3 separate regions of the Mus musculus genome follow, and all the other regions are linked to region 1. The links are chromatin loops, found by intact Hi-C in ENCODE. Cell type or tissue: heart. All regions are shown on one strand.

What was found. Hi-C counts contacts between places; a loop is a spot of excess contacts. Peaks named below come from ENCODE experiments on the same cell type or tissue, not always from the same donor. Only the 100,000 strongest peaks of a DNase experiment are listed, where the experiment ranks them.
Region 2: it touches region 1 in a loop (2.0-fold over the local background); 4 of 42 quality-filtered maps call a loop at or near these places.
Region 3: a loop joins it to region 1, with 2.0 times the contacts of the local background. A loop is called at or near these places in 26 of 42 quality-filtered maps.

What each region holds. Positions count from the first base shown.
Region 1 is chr15:81,988,376-81,990,875 of GRCm38, reverse strand. It overlaps a transcript of Xrcc6 not described here. Among named protein-coding and RNA genes, the nearest start is that of 1700029P11Rik, 9.1 kb to the right of the region's middle. In heart, a CTCF peak has its summit at 978 (motif pointing right); DNase peaks (open chromatin) are centred at 105 and 1,045; H3K27ac peaks cover 512 bases.
Region 2 is chr15:81,827,252-81,829,751 of GRCm38, reverse strand. No RefSeq gene overlaps it. Among named protein-coding and RNA genes, the nearest start is that of Tef, 17 kb to the right of the region's middle. In heart, no CTCF peak of the experiment used is centred here; a DNase peak (open chromatin) is centred at 1,161.
Region 3 is chr15:81,940,126-81,942,625 of GRCm38, reverse strand. All of the region lies in intron 1 of Csdc2 (cold shock domain containing C2, RNA binding), which reads right to left. Among named protein-coding and RNA genes, the nearest start is that of Csdc2, 4.6 kb to the right of the region's middle. In heart, a CTCF peak has its summit at 1,411 (motif pointing right); no DNase peak of the experiment used is centred here; H3K27ac peaks cover 410 bases.

The DNA.
Region 1 (2,500 bases):
GCAGAGCGGAACTGGACTCTGCTCAAGGACAGCACCCAGTAGAGAAGGCAAGGCCTTGTCCAGTTAGGAATCATACTGTGGGACACACCCAGGCGACAGGAGAGCCTTAAATGATAACACCAGATGACAGCACAGTGGCTGAGCAGAGGACTGAACAGCTGTGTGGGGGCAGGGCCACCCAGGGGTGTGGGAATCAGGGAGATAAGCGCTGAGGAGTTGCTCTGGGGACTGATGGGAGGTGATGCCGCCGCCACAGGGTAACAGGAATTTGGGTGAGGAAGTCTGTGTCCCGTGCCTCGGTCTATAGAGAAACACTGAGTACAAGGACTCAGAAGAGCCTCTATAAAACAAAGACCAGAGGCTGGAGAGATGGCTCAGCAGTTAAGAGCACTCACTGCTCTTCCAGAGGTCCCAAGTTCAATTCCCAGCAACTGCATGGTGGCTCACAACCATCTGTACTGGAATCCGATGCTCTCTTCTGATGTGTCTGACCACAGCGACAATGAGCAGCTCTGGGACCACAGAGCCATTTTATGCTGCCTCTTACCAGCTCCACTAAGCCTGCCTCCAGAAACCCAAGTTTGATTTAAGAGGTATGCTTTGACTTCTCAGGGTTTTTTTTCTTTCAAAACAAAATTTGTGCCAGGTTGCTCTTCACATGGAATCTGTCCTGTCAGGCACATGCCTTGCCCATAATCCCAACACTTGGGAGGCTAAGGCAGAAAAACTTGTCACAAAGTATGGACTTGGCTGAACTACAGAACAAGGGCATTAAAAAAAAAAATTGTAATAGGGTATAACGGCAGTAACGCCCAGAAAAAGAAAGTACAAACGTGCTGGATAGAACAGGCCAAGAACCCAGCAGGGACCTGTCACACCACTGAAAGGAGTGCCCTGAGGAGCCTGGGGACACGTCCTGGTGTCCAGTGTTGCCCTTTTTCTTGTGAAATGTTTGTATGCGGTGAGAAGTATGAACGCCAGGGGGCACTGTGGACCTTCATGATACCCCAGGCCTCAGCCAAATTCCCAAGGCTTGCCAGACTCCTGTGAGCCAGGCTGCTCTTGACTTTCAAGGGCCTCAGTGGCTAACAGCCAAGCTCTTTGTCCCCATTTTAGAAAGGCCCAACTGAAACTTGTCCCAGGACACTAACCAATCACACTGGACCCTGTCTGTTACTCGGACCCTTTTCCATCTCCGTTTCTCGGTTCACATCTACTCCAGGCTGGATCCCCTTGCTCGCTCCTCACCCAGCAGTAAAGGCCAGCATCAGTGAGGCCTCCCCAAGACCTTCCTCCTCTCCCCAGGGAAGCCCACCCCCTGCTGAGGGCGCATTTCTCCTACAGTTCCACCAGCACCTCCCTGGGTATCAACAAGGACTAAGGTTCGATCGGGTAGGTCATGTAAACAGACAAACACCCACTGGGGTCACTGAGTGCCCAGAGAGAGGCCCTGCCACAGGGTTCTTGCTGATAACCCTGAGACCCTAGAACCTTCTTTACATCTGCAATGATGATTCCATTTCCACACAGTTGTCCTAGGACCCCCATACGTGCGTGGGCCCTGTTACTACACATGCAGTGCCTTCTGTAGTGTATACAACAATAATAAGTACATAAGTAAATGCAAAAGCAAACCCTCTGGAACTCCTCTGGATTTGAACCTTTGACATTGAGCCCTTGGTTAAGGCCTTCCCCTCTCTATGCCTCATGTTCATCTGTGGCAGACAAATGTATCTGTGGTCTCTAAGATCTGACCCGTCTAACGGTTGTCCACACCTAGCCTGAGCTGTGGCTTGGTCTCATGCACCATCCAGTACTCCGGGGCTGCTCTTTGATCCATAGAGATCTGTTCTGTCCCCACTGGCTGAAGAAGTCCCAAGGAGATCAGAGACAACCCAGCAACAGCCTCCACTCCAGCAAACAGCACCTGAGCATGCGCACTTAGCCCTTGTTTAACTTCAGTAGACTGCCCTAGTGGGAAACACCATACATTGTAAAAGAAAAAAATAACCCAATAGACCCACTCCACTGATGGGCAGATGGCCTTGCAAAGGCCTTTGCAAGTCCATGGCTTCCTTGCTCCCCACTCTTCCTAGGCTAACCCTGTTAACCCTAATAAGAGGAAGTGACTGAAAAGATCCACCTGTCCAAGGTCACCAGAAAGAGCAGACTCACGAACTGTCATGTCAGTCTCAGCTGGACAGTGGTGTGGCACATACCTTTAATCCCAGCACTTGGGAGGCAGAGGCAGGTGGATTTCTGAGTTCGAGGCCAGCCTGGTCTACAGAGGGAGTTCCAAGATAGGCAGAGCTACACAGAAACCCTGTCTCAACAAATGAAAAAAATAAATAAAAAATAAAAGTCACAATCCAGGTCTCAAAAAGGAGGCTGGTGGTCCCTAAATTATTTTTTTAATTATCTTAGGGCTAGAGGGGTGGCTCAGGGGTTAAGAGCACTCGTTGCTTTTGCAGAGGACCCAGAATCAAGCTTTCATATGGTG
Region 2 (2,500 bases), 160 kb after region 1:
GAAATGTGTATACACAACACACACACACACACACACACACACACACACACACACAGATAGCTGCCATCACCAAAAAAGCTCCCCCCCATGGGTGCTGAGTTCCATACAGCTGTATAGGTGCCCCTTGACCACAGACACTACATGCTAGCAACCCCCAGGAGACATTAGTCTAGTAAGAATGGTTTATTAGAGAATGAGCTTCGGGACTTGAGGTCACAGACCCAGAGAGGTGGGCAGGATCAAGGAGGTTGTGGGTGAAGAAATGCTTTGCTCTCATGGGAATCACTTTCCTTTTTGGACCTCAGCTGTTTGTAAACAATGTCACTGTGAAGGTCCTGTCCCATGTGTAGCTAGGGCAGAGTGACAGCTGGGAGGGGGCACAGGTGTGGGGTGTAATATCCCTCCTTAACCCTCCCATACGGGAGCACCAAGACAGCAGATCTTGCTGAGGTGGCCCTATGCCTTTAATCCCAGCACTCAGAAGGCCAGGAGTTAAGGCCAGCCTGATCTACATAGTTCCAGGACAGCCAGAGCCCTGTCTCAAAACAAAACCAAGCAAACAAAGACCAGATCTTATTCTTTTATACTTATTTATTAGGGGAAGGGTAAGTGTGGGTGTGAGGTCAGAGGACAACTTTCAGGAGTCACTCTGGTCTTCCACCATGCGGGTTCCAGGGGAATGGAACTCAGGCTATCAGGTTTAGCTCAAAGCACTTTTAACTGCTGAGTCATATTGTCGGCCCTTCATTTTTTACCTGTTTATTTTTAGACCAAGAACCTAACCCCTGAGAAGGTGCTGCCCTCAGCTGAGTCTTCCACTTCAATTAATCTAATCTAGATTATCCTCACATGTATGCCCTGGTGCCAACTTAGTCTAGGTGCCTGCACACAGGTGTGCCAGGAGCTTTGCCTCCTGGGTGATTGTAGATCCGGTTAAGTTGGCAATCGGTCTCGATCATCAGGATATGAACCCAGGGTTGGGGAGCCATTCATGCAAGTGTGAGACAGGGTCAGGCAGCAGCCTCCTCTTGTGTGGGCATCAGTCTTCTCGCCACTTCTGCCAGGGAGGCAGGGAGGCTCAGCAGTCCATGGGGAGACACCAGATCTGGTTTTGGCTACTTTGACTGACTTCTGGTAGCCAAAGGGAGTTGGAGGGTGGAGTCTGCTGTCAGCAAGGCAGGGCCAGGCACCCTGGCACCCTGGGTAAGGAGGTAATGGTGAAAGCTGTGAGGGTTCAGAAGTCAACGAGACCTGAGATTATGAAGGCACAGGACCTGGGCTGCTGTTCATCCCAAGTTTGCATCTCTGCTCTGAGAGTGGGTGGGTGATACCTTAAGTTGTTCTGAGCCTCACCTACTTCTGTAATGTTCTTTTCAGCATGGGTGTGTGTGTGTGTGTGTGTGTGTGTGATTGATCGATCCTGATCTCTCTCTCTCTCTCTTTTTTTTTTTTTTTTTTTTTTTTTTGGTTTTTTCGAGACAGGGTTTCTCTGTATAGCCCTGGCTGTCCTGGAACTCACTCTGTAGACCAGGCTGTCCTGGAACTCAGAAATCCGCCTGCCTCTGCCTCCCGAGTGCTGGGATTAAAGGCCTGCACCACCACGGCCTGCTCGATCCTGATTTCTTTTTCTCTTCTTCTCCTTCCTTCCCTTCTCCTCTTCCTCCTCCGTCTTTTTTTTTTTTTTTTTTTTTTTTTTTTTTTGAGACAGGGTCTCTACATAGTCTTGGCTGGGCTGTCCCGGAGTTCACTATGTAGACTTAGACCAGGCTGGCCTCAAATTTAAGAGATTGCCCTGTCTCTGCTTCCCAAGCACTGAGACTAAAGATGTGCATCACCATGCAATGCTCAGTATTTCTTCCTCTTTAAACAAGGATGTCCATTCTAGAGTGTTCTGAGGTAGTGTAACAGAACAGTGAGGTACTTCACGTGCTGAGAGGCAGCACAGCTGGAAGCAGCAGACCAAGGTCTAAAGATCTTTCCCCTCACCAGCCAGGACCCCTAAAAGTCAGCCTGGAGTACACACAACCAGTGGAAGGCAAGCAGAGGTTTATAGAGTGCCCCAGGGCCTGCTGCTGCCTGGATCACCATTTTAAAGAAAGGCTTCTGGCTGAATGTGGTCAAAGAGGTGGACCAGTGGTTAAGAGCCTGAGCTATAAAGTATAAAGAGAATTGGGAGGCAAATGGATCTCCAAGTTCCAGGCCATCATCTTGGTTTACAAAGCAAGTTCCAGGACAGCCAGGGCTACACAAAGAAACTCTGACTTGAAAAACAAACAAACAAACAAAGAGTTCTTAGTGCTCTTGCAGAAGGCCTGAGCTCTGTTTCCACCACTCAGCTCAGCCAGTTCACAATCACCTGTAACTGCAGTTACAAAGGATCCAATGCCTCTTCAGGTCTCCACAGGCCTCTGCACTTAAGCATATATCCACATACAGACATGTATATATAGTTAAAAGTTATGTATTGATTAAAAAATGCAACACCTTACAGGGCAGTGGT
Region 3 (2,500 bases), 48 kb after region 1:
ATCCTTCAAAACAGAGCCTTGCTCTCTCAGCCCAGAGCTCACAGACAGGCTAGCTTGGCTGACTTGACCGTGAACTTCAGGAATCCCTCTGCCTCCACCCTCCAGTGCTGAGTTACAAGGATCTGGTGCACCTGGCTGTTACACGGGTGTCAGGGATCAAGCTCAGGCCCCATGCTTGCGAGCACTTGCTATAGGCTCACTGCACTATCTCCCCAGTGCTGTGGCTTTTTACTTGGAATTGGGGGAGGGTCAGAGTCTCGCTATACAAGTTGTCCCTAAACTTCCTTTGTAACCCTAACTGGACTAGAGTTTTCAATCCCTCTGCCTCAGGCCCCCACATCCCAGGATTACAGGCCTGCTCCACAATGCCTAGCTGCTGTTACATTTTTTTTTATTTAAGATTTATTTTATTATTTTTAACTACACGTATATATGTGTTTGTGCATGTGTCCTGTATGAATGCAGATGCCCACAGAGATGCAGTTATAGGCAGTGGTGAGCCATACAACATGGGTGCTGGGAAAGGAACTCAGGTCCTCGGGAAGAGAAGTAGCCACCTTAATCTTTCAGCCACTTGCCCAGTGCCCCTCCCCTTTTCTTTTGTTTTTGTTTTTGTTTTTGTTTTTCGAGACAGGGTTTCTCTATAGCCCTGGCTGTCCTGGAACTCACTTTGTAGACCAGGCTGGCCTCGAACTCAGAAATCCACCTGCCTCTGCCTCCCCAGTGCTGGGATTAAAGGCGTGCGCCACCACACCCGGCCCCTCCCCTTTTCTTTTGCGACAACATTATATATAATCGAAATGTAATCCAAGCTGGCCTTAAACGAGGTTTGAATTTGTTTTCTTAAGATTTTAACTTTTTTGAGCCTGGAAGTTGGTGGCACACGCCTTTTTTTTTTTTTCTTTTAAACGTTTATTATTTTATTTACATGAGCACACTGTAGCTGCCTTCAGACACAGCAGAAGAGGGCATCAGCTTCCATTACAGATGTTTGTGAGCCACCACCATCTGGTTGCTGGGAATTGAACTCAGGACCTCTAGAAGAAGGTCTCGAACTCAGAAATTCGCCTGCCTCTGCCTCCCAAGTGCTGGGATTAAAGGTGTGTGCCACCACGCCCGGCAACAGTCAGTGCTCTTAACCTCTGAGCCATCTCTCCAGCAGCACACGCCTTTAATACCAGCACTCAGGAGGCAGAGGCAGGCAGATCTCTTTGCCTTTGAAACTAGCCTGGTCTACAGACCCACTTCCAGAACAGGCAGGGCTACCCAGAGAAACCCTGTCTTGAAAAACCAAAACCAACTAGCTAAATAAAAATACAGTATTTAAGTTTTCCTTACTTGTCTATCCATTTAGTGTGATCTTTTTAATATGCACACATGTGTGTAGTACCCACATTGGCCAGGAGAAGGCATCAGATCCCCCGGAGCTAGAATCACAGGTGATCCTAAGCCACCTGATGTGTGTGCTTGGAGGCACACTCTCATCTTCTGCAAGAGCAGCAAGCGCTTTGAATGGGTGAGCCATTGCTCCAGCAATGAACATGTAGTCAGATGGTCAAGGATGAGTTTCTGACCCCCTCCTCTGAGTACTGGGGTTGCAAGCCAGACCAACAATAACGATGTTCCCAGGTACTATTATTTCTTGGCCATGATTAGATTCTCTCTAGGACCAGAGAGGGACTGGAGCTGGAAAGGCTATGACAAAGCCCAGGGAGATGAGAACAAGAAAATATAGAGCAGGGCTCCAGCTCAGACCCTGTTTTCAGAATATTGATGCAGCAAAGAACAGAGAGAACCAAGGCTTTCCCTGTTTGGCTGCCAGCGCTATGCAAAAAGGCCTTTCAGGTTTCTCTCTTTTGTTTTACATTTGTTTATTTACTGATGGAGATGGAGGTTGCAGTTGCGGTGGGGGATGTTGGGCAGGAGACTGAGGCAGGTCTCAAGTAGCCAGTTATAGCCTTAAACCCCTCAACTCCTGCCTCCACCACCTGAGTGTTGGATTATAGGTGAGTCACATCGCACCCTGTTTCTGTGGTTCTGGAGATAACATGCAGACCCTCATACAAGCAGGGGAAGCAGTGCGAAACCCAGAACGTGAGCCACACACAGTGGCTCTGGCCTACTCTTCCCTGCATGTAAGCCAAACTGACAGACAGTGGTAGGGCCAGGCAAAGCCAAAACACCAGAATTGTTTGGAGATAACCCAAGGTGTGATACAGTGTCACAGGACCACAGCACTCAGGACTGTGAGTCAGCCCCGGTAATAGGTGACCAGAGCCAGCTGGGACTTGGCTCCAATTCTCAGATCCTCTCTCCTAAAAAAATGGGGTATACCTGGGTGGTGGTGGTGGTGCACGCCTTTAATCCCAGCACTCAGGAGGCAGAAGCAGGCAGATCTCTGTGAGTTCAAGGCCAGCATGGTCTACAGAGTGAGTTCCTGGACAGACAGGGCTACACAGAGAAACCCTGTCTCCAAAAACAAAAACAAAAACAAACCAAA